Regions from separate parts of the Homo sapiens genome. Here region 2 is linked to region 1. Evidence: chromatin loops called from intact Hi-C (ENCODE). Cell type or tissue: heart right ventricle. All regions are shown on one strand. Each heading gives the region's core, and the rest is flanking DNA. Links, peaks and the distances in the headings are about the cores only. Region 1 overlaps ADAMTSL3 (ADAMTS like 3). Region 2 overlaps ADAMTSL3 (ADAMTS like 3).

Evidence for each region. Peaks named below come from ENCODE experiments on the same cell type or tissue, not always from the same donor. Only the 100,000 strongest peaks of a DNase experiment are listed, where the experiment ranks them.
Region 2: a loop joins it to region 1, with 3 times the contacts of the local background. A loop is called at or near these places in 6 of 110 quality-filtered maps.

Annotation. Positions count from the first base shown.
Region 1 is chr15:84,000,175-84,016,003 of GRCh38, forward strand. It overlaps ADAMTSL3 (ADAMTS like 3), which reads left to right. Exons shown (of 30, transcript NM_207517.3): 24 at 14,368-14,550. Among named protein-coding and RNA genes, the nearest start is that of GOLGA6L4, 230 kb to the right of the region's middle. In heart right ventricle, for the core only: no CTCF peak of the experiment used is centred there; a DNase peak (open chromatin) is centred at 9,627.
Region 2 is chr15:83,927,299-83,943,127 of GRCh38, forward strand. ADAMTSL3 (ADAMTS like 3) reads left to right here. Exons shown (of 30, transcript NM_207517.3): 18 at 15,298-15,490; 19 at 15,605-15,784. Among named protein-coding and RNA genes, the nearest start is that of ADAMTSL3, 280 kb to the left of the region's middle. RefSeq lists enhancers at 871-1,040, 1,061-1,260. In heart right ventricle, for the core only: no CTCF peak of the experiment used is centred there; no DNase peak of the experiment used is centred there.

The sequences.
Region 1 (15,829 bases), core at 7,282-12,281:
AACTGGACATTTTGGTGCTTTTGACTATATTCTAAATTACAGTGAATTTATTTCCCCTGATCTGTGGTTTTTGAAATATATCCTCTCTTCTATACTGTTATCTCTTTTTAAAACTCATATACAATCTTTGAAATAGCTAAAATTGTCATTTTGAAATGTATATTTAAAATGTCTTTCCCTACTCAAAAAGGCTCCCCTTCCCCTTTTTTCCTTCCTCTGTCTATGATACAGAAATCTTCCCACTATCCTCTCTTAACCCTATATTCAGTCAAACAGCCAATCATAGATGGTTGGAAATTCCATCCATCTTTTCTTCCCTTCAACAAGCATTCACTAAGCATTTACTAAGCCCAGTCTAGTTCCTTAGCATGCAGAGATGAATACAATCTGGTTTCTGCAGCTATATAGACAAAGGAATTATGATATGATGTCATAATGCAAAAATAGAAGTGTTTGTGAAGTGTATCAGACACATTAAGGAGAGACTAATTAAGGCTTCTAACTAAGGAGTCAGAAAAGGTTTATTAAAAAGATGAATTGCAACCAGCCCACTTGTAACAAAAAGGAAGGGCATTTTAATCAAAGCAGCATATATGCAAAAGCACGGAAACATGAAAGCACCCTGCTTACTTGCAACATCACAAGCAGATCTGTGTGACTTAAAGCAGAGGATGTGAAGGGGAGTGGGAAGAGGTAGGTTTGGAAGTGTAAGTGTGGACCAGAATGTGAAGGGCTTTAATGTCATGCTGAAACCGATGGACTTCATTTTATTGGCAAAGAGGAGACAAGAAACATTTTGAGCAGGGTAATGGTGTGAACCAATCTGTATTTCAAAATGGATGAAAAATTAGAGGAGAAAGAAGCTGCAGAAAGCTGTAAATTGAACGCAACTAAATTGCATCAATGGTCATTGATTGGATTATTGGACCCCAAAAAGCCTGCCAGTCACTCAAGATATTAAGCTGACGTTACATGTATCTGATTTATCCAGGAGTCAGCAGACATATCTGGCATTTAGCAACGGATGCGTCATTAATTGAGGGTGTGGGACACAGGTGTCCCGAGGCTAGGGCTAGGGTGTTGACAAGTAGAGTCATGCATGGAGGGCAGCCATATTGCAAAGAGCTGAGGAGTATGTGCTAATAGGCAGCATGTCAATAAATAACATGTTGGAAAACCATCAAAGCTCATCATCAAAAATAACAATAACTTGAGCTCCTAATGTGTATTGGCTTCAACAGCATACAAAGTGGATATTATATTTGTTTTGCAGATAAGGAAGCAAACTCAGATACACACAGTTACTTGTCTTTGTTTATGTACCTAATGAGTGTGTATACCAAGATTTAAACCCAATCCTGTGTGACTCCAAAGGAGCTAGACAGAGAATGAAACTGTGTTTGAGACAGCAGAATAGGCACCACGCAGGAGGTCTGACCAGAGAGAAGACTGTCAAAGCGAGGTGTGAGGCAGAACCTAGGAAGTGCTGCAGCCTGGTGACAGAGTGTCATTGGCTTAGGGGTGGGCAACAGGCTCAACCTCCAGGGCTCAACCTCACCTGAGGACTGCCCCATGGTATGAGATCCAGGGAGAGTACACTGGGAGCCTGGCCTCTTGCTGGGCCACAAGATGCCAGCCAGTATCAGGCCAAAGGTTGGCCCATTGTGCTCAACCAGGCACATGACCTTGACACATGCTTCTGCCATCACTGCAGCAGTGGGAAAGAATGTGGCAAATTATGCACTGTCTGGTAGTGACTATGGACTCCCTCACCTCACCCTTAATATATTTGCCCCAAATCTCTTTGGACTTGTATTTGGATTATTGATTTAGCAGATTAAAAAGACTCATTTATAAAACAATTATCTGCTCTTTAAAGATTCACTGAAGCTCTATTTTGAGTGCTTCTTGAAAAAATGATTTTCTTTGCATTTTTTATCAATCTCAGTTTCTCATGTGGTGAAAACATGGGCCTGTATACAATCAAGAAGTAGAAAGAAATCTAGAATAAGTTAGCTGGATATGCAATACGAAAAAACAGGAGGGGCTCTTCAAACACCTATCAAATTTCAGACTTCATTGCAAAAAACCTTGTGCTTTGGCTTATGGGTCTACATGTATTGAGTGTCGCCATGTCTTGAAGCATTCAAGTACAGCCTTGATGGTCCAGTCCTATTGTTAACAACACTGCTTTCATCCCCAAAATCTATACCCCATCCCTGTCTTCAGTGCCACCAGTACATTTCTCTGTCCTGAAAACTCCACAGTCACTCAGCCCCATGTTAATGTTTAACCTATCACATGGTAACAACAGACTGACCCAAAAGGCCCCATATATTGTCATCATGTAGTTCCACATTGTGTGCCCACCCATTCCCTATCCTCCAAACAACCATGCACCTTTCTTCCATGCACCATCATTAGACCAATGGGTAAACCAATGGTTTTCAGACTATAGATTCCATGGAGCCTTGTCAAGGACCCAGCCTTCCCCTTCTACCCTACCTGTTCCCCGTCCCCCAACATATAACCCAACCAAAAGACCTCTATGCTTTGCAATTTTATGAATCGGACTTTCTTATAAAAAAAATTTTAAAGAACTTGTTCTGATACTAATGTTTGAAAGTCATGGATTCCTGTGACCATGGCAGATTCCTACTGCCAAAAGAACATATGAACACTCCATAATGATATCTTATTTAAGATTTCAAATAGATTTCACCTCCATAATCTCTCTTTTTTCTTTCTTTTCTTTTCTTTTCTTTTTTTTTTTTTTTTTTTGGCTTAGAGACAGTGCTTCATTCTTGCCCAAGCTGGAGTGCCACTGCAGTGCCATGCAGTGGCATGATCATAGCTCACTGCAGCCTCAAACTCCTGTGCTAAGGCGATCCTCCTGCCTTAGCCCCTTGAGACTACAGCCATGCACCACCACATCTGACTAATTTTTTTTTTTCTTGTAGAGACAGAGGTCTCGCTGTGCTGCCAAGGCTGGTTTAGAACTCCTAGGCTCAAGCAACCCTCCTACCTCAGCCTCCCAAAGTACTGAGATTACAGGTGGGAGCCACGGTGCCTGGCCTCCCACTTTTTCTTGGTTACCATATTTCTGATATTAAGACTCATTTAGCTCCCCTAAGTTTTAACATTAATAAAATGGCCCTGGATCAGTCCTGTTGAGCCTGTGAGATGGTGCACTAAACACCTGTACAATCCACAGGGCAGGAGCCTCGTATCCTCCTCTGCTCTTGGACAGAAGCTCTTTCCTCAGTGATCTTCTGAAGTCCAGGCTTCTAAAGAAATGAGTTGCTTTAATTCCATGAGTCTCTGAGTGGTGCCTCCTGGCTGGCCTGTGTTCCCTTGGCTCCTCGTATTGGTGTCAGAGCAGGAGCCAGAGTGGCTAGTCCGGAGTTTCCCAAACCTGTATGAGATTTGATAGCAATTGGGAAGCTTTTCATACCAGGCAGTAAAAGTGAAGGGTTTTGAATGCCCTATACCACTCAAATCTACTTATACTGTAAGAAATGCCTTTGCTTGCTCTCTGCCCTCCAAGACTCTCTGCTTTTGGTTCTGTGTGCTGAGACCCCCAGGCAGCAGCAGAGAGCACAGGACAAGTGTGCAGCATGGAACAGCATCCATTATAAAACACAGGGAACCGTCAGAAGCCCCTGAATGACCCACTAGTTCATTCCGGCTGCTATGACCTAACTATGCCTTCACAGCAAGACCGAGAGGCCCACAGCACCCACACAGGGTGGGGACTGAGGGAAAGGGAATTTTGTTGGAATTCAACCCCCGGAAATAAGAAAGCATGCAAGCTTCTGAGTACAGTCTGAGAAAACCATGCAGGACCTTGTTAATGGAAGAAAAACACTCCTTTATGGGAAGAGCCCCATAGGACCTGTGTAGAATTTTGGCCTCTCTAGTAACATCCCAACTTATATAACCCTGTTTTTTTTCTTTTCATTCATTTATTTCCCCTAGTTATTAATTCAATACCCAGTTATTCATTTTGATGACTGACACATACTACAGTCAGGTCATTTTATTATTTTGGTTAATGTCAGTTCAGGCCTGGACACCACAACATCTCCCCAGCCCTGCCCTGAGAGATTCTGATTTAATTCATCGGCAGTATGTCCTGAGAACCAAGGATTTTTAAAGCTTCGCCAGAAGATTCTAATGTGCAGCCAAGGTTAAGAACCACTGATTTAGCCAGTAAATGGGGCCAAAGAGGTCCCTGGAAATTATCTCAAATATCCTCTCAAAATGAGAGACTCTTCCTCAGGAATTAGTGGGTAACCAGAGGTCAACTAGAACCAGGAGTAAACCAGGAGTAAACCAGGAGTGAACCAGGAGTGAGTAATCAGGAGTAAACTAGAATTAACCAGGAGTGAGTAAACAGGAGTAAACTCAAATTAGGAGTGAACCAGGAGTGGGTAACTGGGAGTGAACTAAAAGCGGGGGCTAAATGGTAGAACCCAGCTCCATGCTCTGGGCTCATTCTGAAGGTAGAATCAGGCATGCCAACAATTGATGCCTCAGTGTTCAAAGGTTCACACAGGAGAAATCAGCTGTCAATGTCCAAGAGGATCAAGGAAGTGATTTTGAGATGCGTCTTTAAGAATGAGGAGAAATGTTCCAGGTGGTGAAAGGGAATAGCAAATGATCTGCAATGGCGAGAACAGCACATAGAACAGCTTTACAGCCAGTGTGGTGTGTTTGGAGAACAGTGCAGTTCCCGGGCTGGAGGATAGCTGTTCTTAGCAGTGACTCCCCTAAATTGAAAAGGCTTTTGTGCTTTTCTCCTCCAAGAACAGGAAAGGCTATAGAGCTAAGAAAACTGACTCTTACTCCCTACCATTCCTGAGGAGAAAAGACCCCCCAGAAATAGAGTGAGAGGTGCAGCTCAGAAGAACCAAAGGCAAGAGTTAGTGGTTTAAGGAAAGAGGAAATGGAGTCCTGGGGAATCAACACGGCCTTGAGATGTCACCCCAAGACACCAGCAGCCCACACATAGTCCTCTGGGGTTTTGCTGGTGATAGCAGTGGAATCCACTTGGAGATTTTGGTGCATGATCTCCAAATAACTAATATTTTTAACTGGCTAATAGCTATTTGTTCATCTATATCCCAATGTTATCTTGATAGATTACCAGAATTGCTGATTATCAGGAAGGGCCTCAGGAATGTCCATGGTTCTCCCTTTGAGCTGCTGTTTAGGAGTTCCTCCTATCCCCTTTACTGGAATCAGTAGTTTACACCACTTGCATAGCTCCAGCATGTATCGCTATGCTTGATTTGCACCAACTCTTGACTTTCTTCTTCAAGGAACTACTGAAGGTTTTTGGTTTTGATATAATAATTTTCACTGGCACTTTCTAGCCTATAAATAAGACTCTGGAGGACAATATCCAGCAGTGAACTGTGTGGTGCTCATGAGATATGTCTGGTGGCGTTAAAGAACTGCCCAGGCTCGCGCAAAGCAGAAGCCCAGGGTACGTGAGAGATGAGAATGACCACACCAGGAAGAGGACTTGTTGACACTCTTCTCCATGTCAGAAGAAACACAGTTCAAAACCTTTAGGGAAGGACTTTTAATGATGGAGTTGGGAATAGATACTATGACCCAGATGATTTCTAAATCCTCAGAAATCAAATTGATTGGGGAACAGATTATGTCAATCTAAACATGAGTTTACTAGAGAAAAGAAAGTACTTAAACAGCTATTCAAGAGAATTCTGTAAATAGTAAAAGCCAGAGCCCTCTATTTGGAGACAGTTCTGGATATGGCATCAATGATGGATAGTCCATTGTATCCAAAAAGCATACATAACGTATTTTTCAAAAAGAACAAAAGGGTATGCAGTTAACTCAGAAGAGGAACGTTCCTTACAAAATTTACTCTGCTGCACAGATTGGCCCTGCAGTTAAGAAGAGTGCATTCATTATTCTAGTAGCTTTGAGATACTTTCTCTGACACTGAACCCTTGAACTCTTATTTCTTTCTTTCATTTATTAGTGATGACTCCCTTTGTCTATCCTGTGTTTGATTTGCCTTTTATAAATTGGCAACATCATTTCTTCATGATTCCCCAGAGATAACTGATGGTAGCTTAAATCTTCATTTGTCGTATATGAAAAAGTAATGCAGAATTCTGAGTGAGTTTTGAGTAGCTGGAAGAAACAAACATGAGAAAAAAATATAGGTATAATATATATTTATTTAAAGATCCAGCATTTCAGGGCAGTCTGAACAGGCCAGGGATTTATAGTGTGGAATATTTCATGGGCCTTTCAAGGATGAAGGAAATTTGTTTTTAAACACTGACTAGTTTAAAGACACCCCCGAGGTGCAAACTTTTTGCAACACATGTTTCACAGCCCCTCCGGCTCTGAACTTTTTTCCACAACATTTGTCTTCCAAAACAATTTCAGCATTGTGGAAACAGAATGTTGAATATATCAGAGCTGCAAGTCTTGGGGGAAATAGCCTGTCTTTAAGGTTAGATAAATAAGTTTAAACTATTTCTGACGTTTTATAGCTGTTGCAACAGAGCAAATGTGTTATTTTGAAACACCATAAAGAGCAGTGGTGCGAAGAAATCTGTCTGAATTTCCTCTGGCCTGTTCAGTTCTTTGAAAATGTTTACACGTGTAACGATGCTTCTAGGTGCTGAACAGACCTGTGGGGTAGGAGAGGGAGTTGGAGTTCACTATGGGACTTACGGAGTTTGAGGTGCCTGTGGGACATGTTGTGCCAATGGGAGATGTCCAGGAGTCTTGAATTCAAGGGAGAGATTAAGACTGGATAGGTAGATGTGGGAGTTTTCAGCATAGGAATTATCACTATATTTCCCAAAGTAGATGAAATGGCCCCTGGGACAGTGTGTAGTGTGAAGGAAGGACTTGGTCCTGTACTCTGGTGTGGTCCTGTGCTCTTCATTTCAAACTTCCTATTTCTGACATTTTCTTTTGGAATGTAACTTTGTCAGTTTGTTCTGAGAAGCTTGCGCTGGCATGGCTGTTTGGCCATCTTGGTTGTTTTCATACCTTAGTTTTTAGTCTAGACTCCCATGGTCACGTGGAACAGAGAACCACCTCGAACTGGCTTAAGAAAAAATGGAGGAACTATTGGCTAATAAAACCGAAAAGTTCTGGAGTGTAGACACTCTGGACATAATTTTAGATACATCTGGATTCAGGAACTTAAATGATTTAGTCAAGAATCCACCCCTTAGCCAGGCACAATGATGCATACCTATAGTTCCAGCTATTCAGGAGGCTGAGATGGGAGGATCCCTGGAGCCCAGAAGTTTGAAGCTTCCGTATGCTATGATCATGCCTGTGCATAGCCACTGCACTCCAGCCCAGTGAGACCCCATCACTAAAAAAATAAAAATCCATCTCTCTCTGGCTCTGTTTTTTTTCTGTGTTTTGAGGTGGTTGGTGGGCAAGGGTTGAGGGAAGACCATGTATGTTAGCAGATCATAAAACATCATAAGCAGTTTATTTTTTGTTCTAAGTGAGATGGAAGCCATTAGAGGATTCTAAGCAAAGGAGTGTCATGATCTGAGCTACCTTTTAGAAGAAATACTATGGCTATTGTGTTGAAAATAGACTGTAAAAAATCAGAGAGTAAAAGGAAGGCAAGGGTGGAAATAGGGAGATGAGATAAGTATTCCAGGTGAGCAAAGCCATCCCTAAATTCCCTGCCCTGGACTCCACTTCCCTCTCCAGCTATTGCCTTAGTTCTTGATTTCCATTTATAGCAAAGTGCCTCAAGAGTAGTTTATACTTGCTGTCTTCAATTTCATTTCTCTTCATTCTCTCTTGAATCCACTCCAACCAAACATTCTCCATACCATTACCTTCATAGCTATTGTCAAGGTCACCAACAGCTTACCATGTAAGTGTGAATTGCTAACTTCAGTTGTCAGGTTTGTTTGTTTGTTTTTTGAGACAGATTCTCACTCTGTTGCCCAGGCTGGAGTGCAGTGGTGTGATCTTGGCTCACTGCAACCTCTACCTCCTGGGTTCAAGCAATTCTCCTGCCTCAGCCTCCCGAGAAGCTGGGATTACAGGCTAAATGTTTTTTGTATTTTTAGTAGAGACAGGGTTTCACCATGTTGCCCAGGCTGGCCTCGAACTCCTGACCGCAGGTGATCTGCCCACCTCGGCCTCCCACAATGCTGAGATTACAGGTGTGAGCCACCACACCAGGCCCCGTGGTGAGTTCTTAGGCCTTACCTTACTTGCTCGTTTGACTACACTAGCATTGGACAGTTGCTACGCCCTCCTTCTCTGCTTTGAGGAAACCACTTTGTTTTCTACCTACCATAGTATCTGTTCCTGTGTAGCCTCCTTTGTCCCACCTCTTGTCCCTGATCTCTAAGTTGAACTACCCGAGGCCTCAGTCCTCAGACGTTTTCTCTTCTCTATATATACTCTCTCCCTATTGGTCCCATACCTGCAGAAGGACTCAAATATGACATCTGTATGCTGGAAACTGTTAAATTTATATTTTCAGCACAGACCTTTCCCCTAAGCTCTAGATTAACATGTCCACATGCCTGCTCAGCATCTCTCCGTGGATATGTAATAGTTATTTCAAACTTAACATGTCCAAAACTGCTCTCCTGAGTTCTGCTCCCAAACTTACTTCTCTCATAGTGTCCCTCATCTCAGTGAATGACAAGGCAGTTATTTAATTTGCTTGAGCCACAAATCCTGGAGTCGGTTTTTACTCGCTTTCCTCTCTCACACTACCCCACCCCCATCAAATTTTGTCTGCTCTACCTTCAGAATAGGCCCAGAATCTGACCGTCTCTTACCACGTTCATTGCCACTACACTGGTCCAAGTCACCGTCATCTCTAGGCTGGATTATCTTGACAGGTTCCTCACTGGTCTCCCTGCCTCTGCCCTTGCCCCCTGCAATCAACATAGCTGTCAAAGCAGTCCTTTAGAAACACAAGTCAGCTCATGCCATTCTTCAAAATCTTTGGAATAGAAACCAAAGCCTTACGATGACCTATCAGGCTATGACCTGAGCCCCACCTGCCACTTCTCTGACCTTGTCACCTACTGCTCTTTTCCTGGCTCACATCCCTGCAGCCACATGCTCTTTTACTTTCCTCCAAAATTGGAGGAATGTGTCCTGGACCAGTCTGATGAAGCCTATGGTACTACTTCTGAAATAATATTTTCAAAGGTATAAAATAAAATATACTGCATTTAAAGAAAACCAATTATAATAAAAATATAGGTATCAAAATATTAATAAACCAAATGTGTGATCGAATAATATATGTACTTCATTACTAATGCATCAAATTCAAAATCTAGCATTGGGTCCAATAGTTACCATATTTTTGAAGTAGTGTTGGCATAAAAAATATTTTGAGAGAGCTGGTCACACTTGTAATGTGATACGAAAATATCTGTGACTTCCATTGGTGAGAGAGTTAAAGATACTACTACCTTGGTCTGTGCTTACATTCATAATTGATAGAAGTGCTACATTTCAACTAGAGTTGGTGAAAAGGTCACCGACTCCTGAATCCTATCTGTGGACCCACGTGAGTCTCATGGTCCCCGGGTTGAGGACCCCGTTTCAGGGCCAAGGTACTTGCTGTTCCCTCTGCCGGAAATGCTCTCCCTGGAGATCTCCACACAGCTTGTTTAGCCTGGCTGAAGGCCTCTGGTAAACCTTGTTTCAATGTAGAATTGACAGCACCGCTTACCAGCTTCTTACCGTGGAGGAATAATGAATAAGCCAATGTATCTGAGATTGTTTAGGGTCTTTCACTGTAAGAGGCTTTATGTCTTGAGAAAACCTCACTAATTTGGACTGATTGTAAGAGGCAAGTCTGAATTAATAAACATCCCTGAATTGTAAAATGCTTTCAAGTCTATGAATTGCTTTTAGAAATGTTCAGTCATTTAAGCGAGAATTGCTTAGGGTCTTAAAGGCAACCACTTTAATTTATAAATGTCGATTTATACTCACATAACAATTGTGTATATGTTGTGGAGGCCAGTGAAGTATTTGAAGGAATTTCTGAAATGATTTGCACTTTTGCCCTCAAATATGTAAGGAGATTTTTTTCTCTTCCTAGCTAGTATAGCCCTTCTCTAAATTACCATAGATTCCAAAATAATAGTGTCTGAGTTTATGAGGATTTTACTATACAGTCAGTGCTTTATTATCTTTGCTGCTTGGAAGAGAGCATTGGTATGAATAACCAAAAAAGTCACGCTGATGTATCTTTGGGATAGAATATGGTTTTCTTCTAGTAAATGCATTCCCTAGTTTATTCATTTATGCATTCAGCAAACATTCACACATCTAATCTTTGCCAGGCCTATACTCATGATCTGCTGTGGAGAACTGAGATTAATGCAGTAATAATGCTATAAAAGAATTCTGGTCATAGAGAGTGAATAATGAGAGTGAATTAAATAATATATGAAAGAATAGATGGATGAATGAATGAATTGATCTCACACATATCTTAGAGCTAAAAGGGACCCCAAGAGAAAATTTAACAAGAAGTTAAATCAAAGTTGTTTCTGAGCTCCATTATTAACTTTTTAAAAGTTGGGGATAGGTGATCCAGGTAATACATTCAATCAAAAAACAAGGCACTATACCATGAAAAGTCTGGCTCCTGCTCCTGTTCCCATGCTTTCCTACATCTGCACTCTATGTTCCTCCTTGCAGGTATCTTCCCTTTCTCTCCAGTCTACATGAGGTACAGCTTCTGTGCTCCAGTGGCATCCAGTATTTTACCTTTATTGCACGCTCTTATCTCTTTGAATTGCAGCTGGCTGTTTTGATGCATGGGCCCACTCTAGATTAAGGTCCGTGAGGAACTTAGTTTACCATTATATCCTTAGCATTGCCACAGAGTCTTACATAGAGTAGGCACTCCATAAACATTTTTCAAGTGAATGAAATAATGGCAATAGTTGTATTGCATTTCAAAACATAAGATATGTAGCCAAAGCTGTACTCAGAATAAAATTAACAGCTTTAAATGATTTACTTTAAAATAAGCAAATTAAATGTTAAACTCAAAGACTGAGAAATTTTCTTGTAGGCTAGAAATAGAAGGAAATTTATATACCAAAAAAAGCATCATGCTTAAGAAAGAAACATTAGTAATATTCCCATTAAAGTTGGAAACAAGACAAATATGCCTGCTGTCTTAGACCACTGGGGCTGCTATAAGAAAAATGCTATAGACTGAGTAGCTTATAAACAACAGAAAATTTGTTTCTTACAGTTCTGGAGGATGGGAAGTCCAAGATTAAGCTTTTCATGTTGAAGGAGGTCCAAGATCAAGATGTGGTGGGGAGGGACACAAATATTCAGTCTAACGTACCTGCTATAGTGGTTATTATTCAGCATTGTTCTGGAGACACTAATACAATAAGACAAGAAAAAGAAATCAGAAGTATACATATTGGAAAGGAAGAGAAAATTGTCATTATGTGCAAATGATATAATTATTTACCTTAAAAAACAAGAAAATCAATTAGAAAAACTATTCAAAATAATAAAGTTCAGTAAGATGACTAGAAACAAGATAAATATGCAGATGCTTATAGCTTTCCTAAGTGTTGGCAATAAACAACTATGAAATACATTTTTTAAAATCTTGTTTACTGCAACAACAAAGAACTATAACATGCATTGGAATAAATATATTAAGAGATGTATAACATCTACCTATGTTGTGGTTAAGAAAGGTTCTGAATCAAATTGTATTGGTATAAATCTCAGCTCCAATGTTTAATAGCTGTGACCTTTCAGAAAGCTTAAACTTTCTGTATGTGTATATGTGTAGAAGAAAATGCTAAAAAAGATATATGCACATGTGATTAGCATTCCTTCAGCTATTTAGGGCTAGCCTAGTTTTTATAACAATATTTAAAACAAATCTCTCGGTGTATTGGTTTTCTATTGCTGCTGTAACAAATTAACACAAACTTAGAAGCTTAAAACAATACCCATATATTATGTCACCTATGTTGCACAGAATTGCTGAACTGACTGTTACACTTAGAGTATCTAAGGCCAAGATCAAGGTGGTGGCATGGCTGCATTCCTTTTTGGAGGCTCTGGGAATAAATCTGCTTCCAAGCTTCTTCAGGTTATTGGCTGAATCCCTTATCATTTTAGAACTGAAGTTCCCATTTTCTTGATAGCTGTCAGCTGAAGGCCACTCTCAGCTTTTAGAGGCCACCTGCACTCCCCAGCTCAGGTCCCTTTTATCTTTAAAACTAGCAATGGTGGGTTAGGTTGCTCTGACACTTTGAATCTCTCTGAACTCCTCTTCTGCCTCATCTCTCCTACTTTCTCTTTCTCCATATGTCCCTGACAGCTTCTGTCCTTCTCTTCTGATTTTAGGGACTTATAGAATTACAATGGGCCCAACCAGATATCTCCCCATTTTAAGGCCAACTGATTAGTAACCTTAATTACATCTGCAAATTCCTTCACACCAGTGCCTAGATTGACATTTGATTGAGTAATGAAAGGATGAGAATCTTGGGGCAATGTCTTTAGAATTCTGCCTACCATACTTGGATCATACAAAGCCACAGGATTAAGGACAAAAAGTCCCAAGGGCAACCATCTCAGACTCCAATTTTGAAAACTTCAAATAGTATATCTGAACATAATGAAGTTCCTACTCTTCTTTCAGATTCCTTTCACAGACGACACAGTTGAAATCTAAAGGGCTTTGCCCAAGGCTACAGAACTAATAACTATTGAGAATGAAAACAAAGCCTCACCCCAACCCAGCCAAGATAGTGCTCCCCCTATGCATTTCCACCTCCTCTTTGAATAGAAATTTAGTCTTTTTTTCACCTTGAGTTTTCAGGCAATACTTCAGTGCCAATATCAGTCTTAGGTTTCTACAAGTAAATTTAAGCATTTCTAGATAACAGTTTCCTCCAAAGCCACACAATGACTTCCTTAAGAGACTTGAATAATCAGCTTGATGTAATGGACAGAACTGGACCTGAAGTCAAAAGGCTTACCAGGTTCCTCAATTGTGAGATACAGCTAACAATGACTGCCTCCCAGGAAATAGGAATAACTATGAGAATTCAAGTGTCACCATGTTCATGGAGCACGCATTTTGCCTACTGTAAGGTGTGTTGCACATGTCATGATAATAGCGGTCGCATCTATTTTTTAAGTCAGAAAACCATACCATGGCTTCTCCATTCTCACTAACCAGAGCACTGTAAGAGGAGAAAACATCCCCCAAAACAGTTGTCTAGAGCAATCTTGGCATCATCTGAAGCTATTCCAGCTCTTAAGAGCCAGATGAGGTCAGGTGCAGTGGGAGGCTGAGGCGGGGGATCGCTTGAGCCCAGGAGTTCAAGACGACCCTGAGGAACATGATGAAACCCTGTCTTTACAAAAATTACAAAAATTAGCTGGGTGTGATGGCTTGCACCTGTAGTCCCAGCTACTTGGAGGCTGAGGAAGGGAGGGTCACTTGAGCCCAGGAGGTTGCAGTGAGCCAAGATTGTGCCACTGCACTCCAGGCTAGGTGACAGAGGGAGCCTCCATCTCAAAAAGAAAAAGCAAAGAAGAAGAAGAAGAACCAAATGAAATTTCTCTATTCCTCTGAATCTTAAATTCCAAAGCCCAGCAAAATGCTAAGCCTTCTGAAGACTTGGGGAAAGAAATTCTTTCAATTCCTCATGTTCCCCTCTGTGTCCAGGCTCCTGCAATGTTGCTTACAGTCCCTGCATCTCACTGCATTGACCCGGAATTGAAACTCAGCACTTACTTTTGCTCCCTGAAGTTATCCTCCTTTACAAAGAATTAATGAACTCTGTTTCCCTGGATGTTGTATATTCTTCCTGAGGGAGGAATGTTTCATTGCTTATGCACAGCAAACAACTTAAAGACCTCTAGGAAATATTTATGTTTTCCAAAGACTTCCTTGTGACAACCTACCCCCTGGGAGTTTCTCACTGTGTCTCTACCTCCACATTCCCCCAGCTTCACCGACTCCTTCTTTCCAACCACACTCCCACTACCCTACCCACCTTCAAAATTCTCTCCCTTCCCAATACAGAGCAATCCTACTCCTTGGTTTCCATTCCATAACTTATATGTGTAAACCAGTCACATGCCCTGTAGACCAAAGCCCTTTGCTTTAAGAGGATCCTCCATCTGCCATAGAGTAGCTATAGAAATAGAAATAGCCATTTTTCCTATTATATATGATTAAACCCATATGCTGACTTACGGTCAAAACAGTGAATGGTATTTGTCAAGTGGTTCTGTGGCCCTGTTCTTAAAGGAATTGCCTTTGTCATATTTGTTTTTGTTCCAAAGGTGTCCCTCAGCCTAATATAACTTGGTTGAAGAGAGGAGGATCTCTGAGTGGCAATGTTTCCTTGCTTTTCAATGGATCCCTGTTGTTGCAGAATGTTTCCCTTGAAAATGAAGGAACCTACGTCTGCATAGCCACCAATGCTCTTGGAAAGGCAGTGGCAACATCTGTACTCCACTTGCTGGGTAAGTGTCAAATTCTTATTGCTCCTTAAGTGCCTCCTGTAATATGCACAAAGTAGGCCCCAGTTTTGTTGATTTTGGAGTTGAGTGAACGAGATGGACATCAGATGGTTTTAACCATTGCTGCCACTGCCTGCTTAAAAACGAGCACTAAATTCTAACACCCTATTTTACCACCCCGTATTCCCAGCACCTAACACAGATGTTAGTGTTTGTGTGTGTGTGTGTGTGATTTTTTTTTTTTAAACGGAGTCTTGCTCCGTCACCAGGCTGGAGTGCAGTGGCACAATCTCGGCTCACTGCAACCTCTGCCTCCTGGGTTCAAGTGATTCTCCTGCCTCAGCCTTCTGAGTAGCTGGGACAATAGGCGCACACCACCATGCCCAGCTAATTTTTGTATTTTTAGTAGAGATGGGGTTTCACCATGTTGGCCAGGATGGTCTCAATCTCTTGACCTCGTGATCTGCCCGCCTTGGCCTCCCAAAGTGCTGGGGTTACAGGCATGAACCACTGCGCCCGGTCAGATGTTAGTGTTAAGTAATGGTTTCATGAAGGAATGAAATTGAACCATTGGCAAAATTAGTATAAGAGTATAGAATCCATTGCTAAACCAAGAGGAAAAAACATGAAAGAGATTTCTCCATAGCTTTCCTTGGGGCAGTTAGAGGAGCCCAGAGATATAAAGAGATAGGGGGTGCCAATGCAGGGAGTTGGAATAGCTGTCATGCACAAAGCATTTTGATGAGCGTTAATTCTTGTGATACTTATGATAGCACAGTGTTGTGGGTGGTATTTTTTAATCTCATTGTATTTATGAGGAGCCTTGGGCTCATAAAGAGTTTGAACTAGTGCCCAAATATGTAGTCTGCTCTTTTGGTGCTCTCCCTGCTACCCCTCATGGACTCTTAGTACTGACAAAGGCAGTGGTGTGCCACCACGTGGCTCTTTCCAAAAAGCCTCTGTGTGATCTTCCAAAATCTTCGAATGGAAGAGTTGCAACAGATTGGCTAGGCTAACCCTGTCTGGTTCTTGAATGATTTATCCATGCTCCCTGAGAAACCCCAGCCTTGTTTCTTTCTTCTGCCCATTTCCACTCATGAATCTGCATGCTTGTCTCACTCCTACCTGGCATACCTCTTCTCTCAGGAATCCCCTCAAGCCAAGCAGCTCATGACTTTGGTAACTTGATGGAGAGGTCAAATCATGGCATTCCTCCACCATCCTCTGCTCTTATGTGCAAGCTTCACAACCTTCCTAAAAGCCCGTACTCCTCACCATGCAA
Region 2 (15,829 bases), core at 4,658-9,657, 76 kb before region 1:
TAGAGATGGGATTTTGCCATGTTGGCCAGGCCGATCTCAAACTGACCTCGAGTGATCCGCCCACCTCAGCCTCCCAAAGTGCTGGGATTACAGACGTGAGCCACCGCACCTGGCCCATGAATCCTTTTCTATGTACTGTTTTATTTAAAACAATGGATGAACCTGTTCACAACTTACACCTGCACTGTATCAGGTGTTTTGCTGTGCAACAATTTGAAAATCACTGCCCTAAGTCTCTTTTTGGTGAAAAGTAGCTAGTACTATTCTTATTAATGGCTTCACATTCTTTCAGAAATGTGCTAATAAATATATAATGAATAAAGGCTCTTGTTTTCTGTATATGAAAACTGAAATTTAGGATTTTTAGGTAATTGATGACTTCTCCATGAGCATACACTAAATAAATTGCATACTACAACATAAAGCCCAAACATGGAGTATTTCTCATGAGATGTCATCTAGTCCAAATTCTGCCTTTTCTGGATGGCCAAATGGAGGCTGTGGGAGCCCACATATTATGCTACTAGTAGAGCTGGTCTCCTGATTTCCAGTCCCTCCACTAGCCATCCCCTTTGTCTACTCTAGCCAGTACTCTCTTTCTAGAAAGATGACTAAAAAAAAATGGTTTCGAATTTACACAGACTTAAAATTGTGACTACAATTTGGCTGTGTGATTTTTTTTTTTTCTTTTTTTTGAGATAGGGTCTCTCTCTGTTGCTCAGGCTGGAGTGCAACGGTATGATCACAGTTCACTGCAGCCTTGAACTTCTGGGGTCAAGTGATCCTCCTGCCTCAGCCTCCCAAGTTGCTGGGATTACAGGAATGAGCCATGTGCATCACTAATTTTTAAAAATTTTTAAATGTTTTTAGAGATTAGGTTTTTCTCTGTCATCTAAGCTGGAGTGCAGTGGTGCAGTCATGGCTCACTACAGCCTTGACCTCCTGGGCTCAAGACATCCTCTCATCTCAACCTTCCAAGCCCCTAGGATTATAGGCATGAGTGACCACACCCAGCTAGCTATGATATATTGCTAGCCATTAACAAAGAAGAGTAAAAAGAAGAAAATACAACCCAATATGTTGGGGTATATTTTATTTCTAGATTTAAATCTTACTGCAGATTGACATGAAGCTAGTCTTCACCAGAGTTCTGTCCTGTTTCTAGCCAAGTAACAACTAAAACAGAGAAAACGAAAATGATAACAACATGAAAGGCACTTCAAATGAGAATGATTTGCATATCACAGGATGAAAAGAGAGGCCCTAAGAACACTGATGAAACTCTCAGTTTTATTTTTGTGAAAATAACTGTTCCACTCTTGCTCTGGAAGTGAAGGTAGCCATAATGTGTCATCATATAATTTTTTCAGAAAAGAAAGCCAAAATATGAAACAATTTACAATTCATTCTCTGCCATTCTAAGAATTAGTGCATAAAGTTGGCATTACAACCACAATTATGTTCAAGATAAGATAACTTGATTTTATAATTTTTAATTTAAATTTTCAAGACTAAATCAAACATTTTCCCCCACTTTATCATGAAACCTGAGTTTCTTTTTTGAGTGGAATCACATAAAGTGGCCTTTTATGGTTTTTGTTCTCTGATAATATGAACTTGAGATTCTTGACCATTTACTTTTCAGTACTTGATGAATTTGTCCTAATCATGTGTAACTGCCACTGCCTTAATTCAGATATGTTTTACCTGAACTGTTTCACAAGTTTCTAAATGAACTCTTGACTCTCCTGTTTCCTGCTCTGATCCATGTGCACACACGACTATGAAAGATCTTTATCTTTCTAAGTTGCAAAATGACTGTGTGTGCCTCTGCATGAAACCTTCAACAACACTCCTTTATCTATGGATTAAAACCCACATTCTCTACTTTGGCATGTGTTTCTTTTGCCGGGGCTGCCATAACAAAGCACCAGAAACAGAGTGGCTTAAAGAACAGAAATTTATCATCTCCCAGATCTGGAGACCAGAAGTCCAAAATTAAGGTGTCCGCGGCGTTGATTCTTTCTTAGAGCTGTGAGAGAGCCTTGGTTCCATGGCTTTCTCCTGGCAGGTAACCTCTGGCATTCTTTGGCTTGTGAATGGCATTGTCCCTGTGATTTCATATTGTTTTCCTTCTCTGTGTCTTTGTGTCCACACTTCTCCTTTTCATAAGGACATCACTTATATTGGAGTAGGGCCTACTCTAATGACCTCCTCTTGATCATCTGCAAAGAACTTATTTCCGAATAAGGTCACAGTCACAAGTACTGGGGGTTATAACTTCCACATCTTTTGTGGGAAGGCAATTCAACCTATAACAGCATATAAATGCCTTTGTGACCCTGGATCCAACTCTTAAACCACATCTCCTGTCACCTCTACCACACACACACACACACACAGAGAGAGACAGAGAGAGACAGAGAGACAGAGACAGACACACACACACACAGAGAGACAGAGAGAGACAGAGAGACAGAGACAGACACACACACACACACACACTCAGACTCACCCTAAGGAACTTGCTCAGCAGCCACAGTAAATTATGCACCATGACCCACACTCCTGCTCATTCATGCCATTTGGACCTTTGCACACACTATGCCCTCTGCCTCTTAGAGACCTTCGCTACTATGACATTAGTTAATTCTCTCCCATAAAAGTAATCATTGGCTCACTTCTCACTGGTAAAATGAAGTTCAACAGAATGTGAGATAGGATCCTTACCTGAGACACTTGATAGCAAGGAACTCTCAAAAGTCAAAAGAAAATTGGAAATGGATCAGGGACATGGGATAAAGCCTCAGTTCCACGTCTCTCAAGGAATTTCAGGTGAGTTCCTTAGCTCTCTGGACCCTGTTTCTTAATATGAATAATGAAGAAAGGTGTTGGACTTTATGATCACCGAGGTCCCCTAAGCTCCAGTCTTTCATTTTTGAGTAGTGCTTTCAGGTTGCATTTTTCACTCATGTCTTCAAATTATGTCTAGTCCTTTTGTAACAATCCTTATGTCCATACCTGAGTAGTGTGACGTGCTTGGGGTTTTAGTTCTAAGGATGACAGCCTTGGTTTGACCTGCCCAGGAGGTCAAGGCAGGGTTGAGTTTAGTCAGTGCTCTTCCATTGCCCACCAAACCAGAACAAGATTTAGCAACAAATCTAGAAATTGTTTCTTAAATTTACTGAAGAAAGCTTACTGGTTTATTCATGCATCAGCCTGTGTACTGTATCCCCTTTCTCTCATCACTGTGCCTCAGCAAGAGTTCTTACACATTCTCTTCCTCAGCAATCTCTTGCCCACAGAGCTTCCAAGCTAGGAATAATAGAGCAGACAACATGTCTTGGCCACTTTGCAAAATTAAGAGTCTGTTTTTATGTGAAAGGAAATACTATTCCTCATTTCAAAGTTGCAAATTTAATAAACTTTTCAAAGGTTGAGAGTTATATTGGAAAAAAACCAGCAGAGACAAAGATTTGATGCCAAAATAAAGGTAAGTTTACAAAAATGTTTTAGGTTCTAGAAACTAGTGGTGTAGGAATAACAGGAACAGTGTGTTGCATAATATTTTCCATACAAATATTTACTGACTCCAAGGGCAATAGCAGTAAAATATTACCCCAGGGTGAAACTTACCACTGAGATTGGGTTGAACAGCCAGTGGATCTTTATTTACCCAAAGGCAAATGTATTTGATGTATTAGCCTGGGCTCTCCAAGGTGGGGTGTTGGATGTTTATTTGCTTTTATGGGGTTACTCCCCCTGATCTATCCTATAACTGCTGAGTGCCTGCTATTTATGGAGTTTGCTTTTTCCAGGAGAGAGCCAGCAGCTTGTAGAAGCATGCTGGGTTACATAATGGTCCTGCTAGTCTGAGGAGAGCCTTCTTCTCTAACAGGATTCAACACTGCTAGGGAAGAAAGGAGGAAAGCAAGAGGCAATAGTGATGTGTTTCTGTACCAGCTTGTTACCTATTTCTTGATATAAAAAACAATTCTTTATTGAGTTCATTGTCTGTGAATAAGAAATTGTTGCCCATTTCTTAAATAAAAACAGCTCCATCTCCAGTTCCTTGTGACTATAATTGATTTATCTAGCTATACACTTGCTCAAAAGATGATCATCCTGAAGTCACATCAATAAACTTACAAATTTAAGCTGAATTGTTTTAATCATGAAACAGAAACCTTCTGATTATTTAGCTATGTAGTCCAATTGTCATCCAAATATGACCCATGTATCTACTTTCGGTGACTTCACTCACATTCAAAACTTCTGGAATTTAGATATTATCAATTATAGTCTAAGTAATTGATAGACTTCCAATTAAGATGGTGTTGTAACATCATATTCTGTTCCAAATACAGATCAATGGTAGATGCAGTATAAAAGGGGGCCTATCAAAGACACAAGTAAGAAAACAACTACCTGGGCTAGGAAAGGAATGGAAACATGAGGTGGTGAATGGAGCTGCACTTGTGGTTATTTGGAGCTTGAGGTCCCAAAGCAATTGTAGCAAATGACAGTTCAGTTTCTAAGATAAAAGAAAAATAGTTGATGATTTGGGGAAAGGGAAGAAAATTAAGAAATATGGAAGTAACGTCAGAGAATGAAGATATGAAGTAAACTGTTTACTAAAACTTAGGAAAAAATATCCACTCCTAGTATCAAGAGAAACAAATGAAAATAAATCCCTACATAGATATGAAATAGTGAAACTACAGAAAATCAGGGACGATAAGAAAATCTTAAAAGCTACCACTCATGAAAAACAGATTAACTACAAACAACTTATCAACAACTGGAGTTTCTGGAAGACAAAGGAATAATATCTTCAGAATACTGAGGGAATATCATGATCACCATAGAGCTAAACTTGCTGAACTATTATTTCAAGTATGTGACTGTATACATCAGTTTCTAACCACATGATGGACTTGATATCCTTAAAGGCTTTTTGCTAAATACCTCTAAAATACTGGGTAAAATATGTAAAACATATCTTGAAATGCAGAACTAAGCTTGTAAGAAAGTAAGAGAAATCCTCAGAAGACAAAAACAAGCTGAAGCATTGCCTTAGTGGGGACAGTTGTCAGTCTCAGTAACCTACACTTTTTGGCTTTAAGATCTTTTGCCTGATAGACAAGTCCTTAGACCTTCAGAAAGTAAGGAATAGAATGGAGATTCCCCATACAAAGCCAGGGTCTACCTCAATGGAAAGGCAAATTCAAAAAATGAAATCCATCCTGTAAAGAGAGATTGCAAGGAGAACTATCTGTCTCAGGTCTGCCTCTGAATGGAAGGAATCAGAAAGGCTCCCCTGAGAATCTAAGAGCTACAAGTAGCCCTTTATGTAGGAGTAGGGTTTATATTCACTCTATGTGATCCAAAAAATTAATTCATACTGGTCTTGATAGAGGTGATGTAAATCCTGCAAGGAGGAATGTATCTTCTACCCAGACCTTAAAATTCCCACAAAGACATAATGAGCATTAGCTCATAATCAAAATTTTTTAAAAACACATGAAGAAACAATGTGTGAGAGTCAGTGGGGGAAAAAACAGAATCAGATACACAGAGCATCGTAAATTGGAATTATCAGGTACAGAATATAAACGTATTTATTTAAAATGTTTACATATATAAAACAGGAAATTAAAAATCTACGCTATGAACAATAAACTATCAAAAATACTTGGAAGATTGTTTAGAAGAACCAATTATCACATTGAACCATCTGAAACTTTCTATTTGGTCAAAAATGGTCAAATATTGGCAGTTTATATGGTTCCACTAATAGAATATCTAGAAGTTAAAAATACAGTGATTGAAATTCAAAAGTTATGTGCTGGAGTAAACAGGTAAAATGGAAGAGAGAGCTGAAAAAATTACCCAGAATAAAGCATGGAGAATACATAAAATATGTAAAATATCCACAAAAGGTAGATACAGAGGAAATATTGAGAAGGTTTATCATATATAAAAATGGAGTTTCAAAAAGAAAACAAGAGGTGGCATTTTTCCCCTGCTCTACAGGTCTGTGGAACTTTAAACCAGAGGGGGTGATATAGGATATCTTGCAGAAGAAATTTCTAAGAAGCAAAGCATTCAAGAGGTAACTTGGGTGCCTTAAAAAGCATTTAGTTTTATGCATTCACAAAGAGATGATTTGGAATTGGAACTTATGTTTAAAAGGGAAGCAAAGCATAAAAGTTTAGAAAATTTGCAGCCTGACAATGCAATAGAAAAGAAAAACCCATTTTCTGAGGAGAAATTCAAGCCTGCTGCAAAAATTTGTATAAGTAACAAGGAGCCAAATGTTAATTGCCAAGACAATGGGGGAAATGTCTCCAGGGCACGTCAGTGGTTTTCATGGCAGCCCCTCCCATCACAGGCCCAGAGGCCTAGGAGGAAAGGATGGTTTCATGCTCTAGTCCCAGGGCCTTTGCTGCTTTGTGCAGTCTCAGGACTTGGTGCCCTGCATCCCAGGCATGGCTAAAATGAGCCAACATACAGCTCAGTCCATTGCTTCAGAGGGTGCAAGCCCCAAGCCTTGGTGGCTTCCACGTGGTGTTGGGCCTGCAGGTGCACAGAAGCAAAAATCGAGGTTTGGGAGCCTTTGCCTAGATTTCAGAGGATGTCCAGGCAGAAGTTTGCTGTAAGGGTGGAGCCTTCATGGAGAACCTCTGCTGGGGCAATACAGAAGGGAAATGTGGGGTCAGAATCCCTACACAGAGTCCCCACTGGGACACTGCCTAGTGGAGCTGTGAGAAGAGGGCCACTATCCTCCAGACACCAGAATGGTAGATCCACTGACAGCTTGCACTGTGTTCCTGAAAAAGCTGCAGACAACGTCAGCCCATGAAAGCAGCTGGGAGGGGGGGCTGTACCCTGCAAAGCCACAAGGGCGGAGCTTTCCAAGACCATGGGAGCCCATCTCTTGCATCAGTGTGACCTGTATGCGACACACGAAGTTAAAAGGATATCATTTCAGAGCTTTCAGATTTTACTGCCCAGCTAAATTTTCGACTTGCATGGGCCCTGTAGCCCCTTCATTTGGGCCAATTTCTCCCATTTGGAATGGATGTATTTACACAATGCCTGTACCCCCATTATATCTAGGAAGTAACTAACTTGATTTTCATTTTACAGGCTTATAGGCAGAGGGGACTTGCCTTGTCTCAGATGAGACTTTGGACTTGGACTTTTAGGCCAATGCTGGAATGAATTAAAGCTTTGGGGACTGTGGGAAGGCATGATTGGTTTTGAAATGTGAAATGCACATGAGATTTGCGAGAGGGGATGAAATGATATGGTTAGGCTTTGTGTCCCCACCGAAATATCATCTTAAATTGTAATCCCCATAATCCCCATGTGTCAAGGGAGAGACCAGGTGGAGATAATTGAATGCAGTAATGAAAATTAAACTCCTTTCTCCAGAACTTAATAAGTAAAATAATTCATCCAAAAATACCCCCAAAAATATGCTAAGAAAAGAGAATCACATCAACAAATGATTGGATAAAGAAAATATGGTATATGTACACAATGGAATACTATTCAGCCATAAAAAAGAATGAAATCTTGTCTTTTGCAGCAACATGGATGCAACTGGAGGCCATTATCTTAAGTGAAATAACTCAGAAGTCGAAAGTCAAATTTCACATGTTCTCACTTACAGGTGGGAGCTAAATAATGTGAACCCATGAACATAGAGTGTGGAATAGAATTTGGAGACTCAGACAGGTGGGAAGAGGGTAAAGAATGAGAAATTACCTAATAGGTACAATGTACATTATTCTGGTGTTGGTTGCAGGGAAAGTCCAGACTTTATCACTTTGCAATATATCCATGTAATGAAATTGCACTTGTACCCCTTACATTTCTACAAATTCAATTTTGAAAAAGAAGAGAGAATCATATTAAATTCTCCCACTTTTTAAGTAAAAAAATAGCGGTAATACCCAGTGGTGACAGATTCAGAAAAAAGTTAGGAAATGTTCTTGTAGATAAGCGTCTGTCATTCTGATGGATCATGACTAGTGCATTCACTTGTGATTCCTTTGCCTTTAAAAAATAATGATATTAAAAGAAAAAATAAGTGCCTTATACTGTGAAAAATGATAAAAAGGACTTCATGATTCTAAAAAGAAGAAAGAGACTTATCAAAGAGATAATAAGAGGGAATATTTCAGAATTAATGAAAAAATATGAAACCTAAGAATTGGGAGTCACAGCAAATCCCAAACGGGAAAAAAAATACACACTCAGATACATTGTTGTTAAACTTTAGAACTCTAAAGACAAAGAAAATCTCAAAGTCAGAGATATAGAAAAGATCCAGGAAAGGAACAATAACAAAAACTGCCATTTTTCCTCATGAGAAATAATGAAGCATTATCTTCAAATGGCTCAGAAAAAAAATTCACTGTCAGCCTAGAATTGTATACTTATTAAAACAACATTTTAGAGATGAAATAGGGATATTTTCAGATTGTAATAGTATCTCCTTATGCAGCAGGTGTCAACAAAGTAGTCTTATAGTAAGGTTATATGACAATTAAATGAGTTAATACATATACTTTAAAAAGAGCTTGGCACATCATAGGTAATCAATAAATATTTACTAATATTATGTTAAGTATTCTAGGTGAACAAAACCAGGAAATTGCACTATCAGCAAATTTTCACTAAAGACAATTTTAAAGAATGTATTCATTAAGAAGGAAAATGATCCCAGAAGGAAGGTCTGAGATATAAGAATGAATGATGACCGAAGTATATTGTAAAGATATTTAATCTAAAAAAGTTTATTGACTATGGAAATCAATAATAGTTTCTGATTTATCAATTTGAAAAAAGAAATATTGTCCAACAAAACCTTGTAAAACTCAGAGAGATTGATTAATTAAAGTGCTTTAGGCCCTTATACCATTTGTTAAGATGGAAATGATTTTGGTTAAGTCTAGAGTTGTTAAATAGGGCCTTTAAAATTCTAAGGGTAAACCTAAAAATAAAATATAACAGAGGGGAAAACAGAATAAAAACTATAACAAGCAAAATAAATGCTCACAAAAACACAGGAAATAATTAGAATGAGAAGAATGGAAAAGTCAGGAAAAACAGAATTCTTAACAATAGTAACAGATGAAAGTAGTTCAAGATAGCTGAGAAATCCTTTCATCTTGATCAATAAAAGGATAGACATACTGAACAACTGTAGACTTTTGTTATAAACATTTATAGTTATGCTATAAAAACCCTGGAAGATAACCTAGGAAATAACATTCTATACATAGGACCTGGCAAAGATTTCATGACAAAGATGCCAAAAGCAATTGTGACAAAAACAAAAATTGACAAATGAGACGTAATTAAACTAAAGAGCTTCTGCACAGCAAAAGAAACTATCAACAGAGTAAATAGCCAACCTACAGAATCAGAGAAAATATTAGCAAACTATGCATCCAGTGAAAGCTCAATATCTAGAATCTGTAAGAAACTTAAACAAATTCAGCAAAAAACCAAAAATCCCTTTAAAAAGTGGGCAAATGATGTGAACAGACACTTTCCAAAAGAAGACCTCCATGTGGCCAACAAGCATATGAAAACATGCTCAACATCACTAATCACTAGAGAAATGCAAATCAAAACCATAGCGAGATACCATCTCTCACCAGTCAGATGGCTATTATTAAAAAGTCAAAAAATTACAGATGCTGGTGAGGTTGCAGAGAAAAGAGAACATTTATACGCTGCTGGTGGGAATGTAAATTAATTCAGCTATTGTGGAAAGCAGTGTGGCAATTTCTCAAAGAACTTAAAAAAATTACCGTTTGACCCAGCAATTTCATTATTGGGTATATATCCCAAGAATTATAAATCATTCTACCATAAAGACACATGCACACGTATGTTCACCGCAGCACTATTCACAATAGCAAAGACATGAAATCAATGTAAATACGCATCAACAGTAGACTGGATTTAAAAAAATGTACATATACACCATGGAATATTATGCAGCCATAGAAAAAGAATGAGATCGTGTCCTTTGCAGCAACATGAATGGAACTAGAGATCATTACCTTAAGTGAACTAATGCAGGAACAGAAAACCAAATACCACGTGTCCTCATTTATAAGTAGAAGCTAAATATTGAGAATACATCAACACAAAGAAGGGAACAACAGACATCAGGGTCTACTTGAGGGTGGAAGGTTGGAGAAGGGAGAGGATTGAAAAAGTACCTACCAGGTACTATGCTTATTTATATGGGTGATGAAATAATCTGTACACCAAATGCCCATGACATGCAATTTACCTATATAACAAATCTGCACATGTACCTAAAATAAAATGTTTAAAAATTATCATTACGTATGTTAAAAGTCAAGGATCAGTGCTAAATGAACAGAAATACTAATTTATGTATTGATTTTGTCTTTTTGCATGTTAATTGAATGTAAAATTTCTAGAATTCAAAAATAATCTAAAACTTGTATCACCTTATATTAATCAGGGTTCCTAGGTATAAGCAGTATAAACTAATTGTGCTTAACTTGAGCTAATAATAAACTTACTAGAAAGATGCTAAGTGGTCCACAAAAATAATAGGCTGGATAACTAAGTTTATAAATTTTTCAGGAGCTAAGGGAGATTAAATTGAAAGAAAACACAAAGTCATACCAAAGTCATGTCTGGTTAGGTATTTCTGGACACTTGTGGCCATTACTGTCACATTGTAAAGATATTTAATCTAAAAAAGTTTATTGACTATGGAAATCAATAATAGTTTCTGATTTATCAATTTGAAAAAAGAAATATTGTCCAACAAAACCTTGTAAAACTCAGAGAGATTGATTAATTAAAGTGCTTTAGGCCCTTATACTATTTGTTAAGATGGAAATGATTTTGGTTAAGTCTAGAGTTGTTAAATAGGTGATGCACTCACCACCAATGCCTGGTCCCATATACCACTTCCACTCGGTGGTGGGCCACTGCTGGTCACATCTAACTATATGACTTTGCAGATAGATAATGTCCCCTTTATGATAAGCAGCTTGTCACATGGTCATCTGATGGGTCATGGTCAGGTGTTCCACCATGGTCAGGTGTTTAGTATCTAAAAACGCCTAGAACTAGGCTAGAGCTATTTTATAGGAGGAGCATTGCTACCCTTTAAAAGGGCAGATTTTATGTTATGTAAACTGCATCTCAATAAAGCTGTCATTTTAAAAAAAGCATTTCACAGCGAAGACATTTAATTTTTTGTTATGGTTACATTTTCTTTTGGGTGCAAGTTTTTTCTCTGGAGTTGGCAATCTCCTTACTTTTTTTTTGTTTGCCTAATTTCAATGATCCCATCATTAACTTATTCTCAAAATCTCTATCAGAGTTTATTCTCTCAGTACATTCAAATATATATTTTGTTTTTTACATATTCTGTTTCATAACTTTCTTAGTGCTTTAGCACTGTGTGTTTACATTGATTTCTGGTCAACTGAGATGTTTCATTTGTATGGGGGAATGTCTTACCCTTATGTCTTTCTTTAACTGGTATTGCTATTTTTTGTAACAAAGGGGTGCTCAATTAGATATTTTGCTCTATTCTCCAGCCCTCTCTCACCTTCCCGCCCCCAAGCCCTTGCTTTTTTGGATGCGCTAATTCAAATTAAAAATGTTTTTTATCATGAATATCTGTTAACATTTACAAATGTTTTTCTGTCTCTATTGAAATGATCATATGAATTTTTTCCTATAGTTTGCTATGTCGTAGACACTGATTGATTTTCCAAGGTTGAACCAATTTTGCCTTCCTAGAATAAACCCAGATTGGTCACCATGTAACATTATTTTTCACTTTATCACTTGATTGCTAATATTTTATTTAGGATTTTTAAATCTGTTTATGAGTGACATAGGCTTAAATGAGTTGGGAAGTTCTTCTTCTTTTTTTTTTGAGAGTTTATATAAGGTTGGAATTGTTTATGCCTTAAATGTTTAGTAGAATTTCACCAAGGAAGCCATCTGACATGGAGTTTATTTTAGATACTTTAAATAACAAATTTAACTTAATAGATATAAGACTATTCCGATTTCTCTTCACTTGTGTGTTAGTTTTGATAAGTTGGTTTTTGTAGGAATTTTTTCAGTTCATGTAAACTTTCAAATTTATTGACATAATGTTTTTCATTACTTATTGTACTTTTTTTATGCCACAATGTCCCTTCTTGAATTCCTGATTTTATAATGTGTGCCTTCTCTCTTTTTTCTCCATATTTTATCAATAATTTATTAATCTTGTTGGTCTTTTGAAGGACCAACTTTTTTTTTTTTTTTAGACAGAGTCTTGCTCTGTCACCCAGGCTGGAGTGCAGTGGCCTGATCTCAGCTCACTGAAAGCTCCGCCTCCTGGGTTCAACCAGTTCTCATGCCTCAGCCTACCAAGTAGCTGGGATTACAGGCGTGCACCACCACACCCAGCAAATTTTTGTGTTTTCAGTGGCGATGGGGTTTCACCATGTTGGCCAGGCTGGTCTTGAACTCCTGACCTCAGGTGACCTGCCCACCTCAGCCTCCCAAAGTGATGGGATTACAGGCATGAGCCACCGCACCCCGCCAGGACCAACTTTTTGTTTCATTTTCTAATTCATTCATTTTATTCTCATGTTTATTGCTTCCTTTCTTCTACTTTTTTTGGGATGTAATTGCTATTCTTTTTTTAACCTCTTGAAATGGTTACTTAGATTATTATTGTCAAACTTTTTTAATATATCATTTAAGGCTATTGATTTTCTTCTAATCATGGCTTTAGCTAAATTCCACAAACTTTGACATTTGATATTTCTATTAGTGTGCATTTAAAAATACTATTTACTTTCCCTTGTGATTTCTTCTTTGGCCCATGCGCAATTTAGAAGATTACAGCGTACTTTCTAAGTATTTGGGCTTTATCTAATTTAGTTCCACTGTGGTCAGAAAATATACTGAATTAGTCACCTCACACTGCCATAACAAAATACCGTAAGGGTGGCTTCGAAGACAGAACTGTATTTTCTCACAGTCTGGAGGCTGGAAAGTCCAAGACTAAAGGGTTCAGTTTTTGGTGAGGGCTCTCTTCCTGACTTGCAGACAGCAGATGTCTTGCTGTGTCCTCACATGGTGGAGAGAGAGCAAGCTCCCTGGTGTCTCTTTTTACAAAGGCACTAATCCCATCATGAGGGCTCCACTCTCATGTCCCCATCTAACCCTAATTACCTCTCAAAGGTCCCATCTCTAAATACCATCATGCTGGGGTTTAGGGCTTCAACATTTGAATTTGTTGGTGACACAAACCTTCAGACCACATCACAGACCCTGTATTGTTTTAATCTGTTGATTAATTTGCTTCTTTTTTATTTAGAATTTATACTTTCATTTAGGATTCAGGATATATAACCACATGCAAAAGTTTGCTTTATATATATTTGTCAGCTTTTGTGTTCAGATTTTTTCTAGCTTTATAATATGCATAAAATAAAATATTTTCATCTTCTTATTTTGGAACATTTAAGATAATATGGGAATTCACCTGTTTCTTGAAAATTTGTAGGACTTGACCACAAAACTAGTGAGGTCCAGTCCCTTTCTTGAATGGAACTTTTGTAATTCCTTAGAAAGTTATCTATTTTACCCATATTTTCAAATATATTATTAAATCTCCTATATTCTTATTAATGTCTGCCTTGTTAATATGCCAAGGGTTTAGCAAAGTATTTTAAATATTTTAAATTTTTTAATTTTTTTTGTCCATTTTTCCTATACTTCATAGCTCATGCTTTTTACAAGTTTATGTTTTATATTTAATCTCCATACTTGTATGATTATATCTTCATTGTGAAATTTTTCCTTCATAAATAAAACTTTTATTCTTTTGTCCTATTATATCTGCATTAAATACTACTTTTCATTTTATTTTTATTTATACAAGTAGGAGGTGTTTATAATAGAAAATTAGAAAAGAGAAAAACTGAGAATCATTTTTAGATTAAATACTAATTAATTTTTTCAGAGAAATAATATTTTTTCCAATATGAGTGCTTATTTTAATAAAAATCAGAGAAAAAATCAGCAAGAATAAAGAAAATAAAAATCCTATAGTTAGATATCATCACTGGCAACATTTTAATGAATAATTATTCAGATTTTTTTCTGCATGCATTTATAAATGCATAAAATAGGATTATACTCTACAAATTATTTTATGACCTTTTCTTTTCTATTAAAAATATATCATGACTGTATTTCTATGTTAATAACTATACATCTACTTTATTATTTTAATGGCTGCTAGCATTGTGCTGTATGAATGGACAGTTATTTTCTGCTATATTGTTAAACATTTATATGATTTCCTTCCATTTTGTAAAATGTAATTCAATTTAATTTTTGTGTGTGTGCTGTTATTACACACTACCCTGGAGCCAGCATCCTTTTATGAACATTTTAAACATTTAAAAATGGTTTCCTCATGATGTATCTCTACAGTAACTAGTGAAGAATTCATGTTTGCTAATTAAATATCCACAAATTAAAATAACCATAATGTGTAATTTTTCAGCCATCAGATGGGCAGAGACTTTTCTCAATGATATTCTCCAATGTGGTTAGGGGTGTGGGCAACTAGGTGCTCTCAAATGCTTCTGGTGGGAGTGTAAATTGGGAGAATCTTCCTTGAAGGCAACTTGGAAATATGTGTCGAAAGCAGCTGCCCTGGTTTTTCATTTTTACAGATGTTTTATGAGAAAACCTGATTTTTCCAAGATCTTATTGGAAAGGAATCACATTATATATATGTTGTAAATCCAATCCTAACATTAAAGAATTTTCTTAGGGATATTCCAAATAATGAAGCCAGGTGCCCTGAAGATTTCCTGAAGTGTGCTTTTAAACATTTAAAATTTCTTTTGACACCTATATAAATCATCATTGCCTTGGGGCTCCATTCAAAACAGAACCAGGATTTTATTTTTGATATATAGTGGTAGGACAGGATGGGAACAGATCTGCTGCTTTTTACTCTGGACTTTCCCAAATGGGAAAGATCTTTAAACACTTTCCTGACATTTCTTGCCTTTAAATACTATATTTCTGTGTTTTAATTGCGTATATTGATGGAGATGCTGTGACTGTAGAATCTGTATACAGGGTGTGAAGTCTGGAAGCCCAGAGGAGAGCTTCACGTTGTTCATGCTCTGATGGTTGCACGTTGGTTTATTGGACTGTTCAACTTTCCCCACTTGTTTTCTGTTTTAGGTGGCATGTGGGCTCTTGGGGGCCCTGCTCAGCTACCTGTGGAGTTGGAATTCAGACCCGAGATGTGTACTGCCTGCACCCAGGGGAGACCCCTGCCCCTCCTGAGGAGTGCCGAGATGAAAAGCCCCATGCTTTACAAGCATGCAATCAGTTTGACTGCCCTCCTGGCTGGCACATTGAAGAATGGCAGCAGGTAGGGCAGACTGGCCACTCCAGGGCCCTCTGTGATTATGACTGTGAGAGGCCCTGCACTGCACTAACATAGAGTGGGCCAAGCCTGCCGCCTCACCCCCTCTTGTCTTCTTAGTGTTCCAGGACTTGTGGCGGGGGAACTCAGAACAGAAGAGTCACCTGTCGGCAGCTGCTAACGGATGGCAGCTTTTTGAATCTCTCAGATGAATTGTGCCAAGGACCCAAGGCATCGTCTCACAAGTCCTGTGCCAGGACAGACTGTCCTCCACATTTAGCTGTGGGAGACTGGTCGAAGGTAAGGGCCAGGCTCAACTTTATAGTCCCTTCTTTTCTGCCCCTC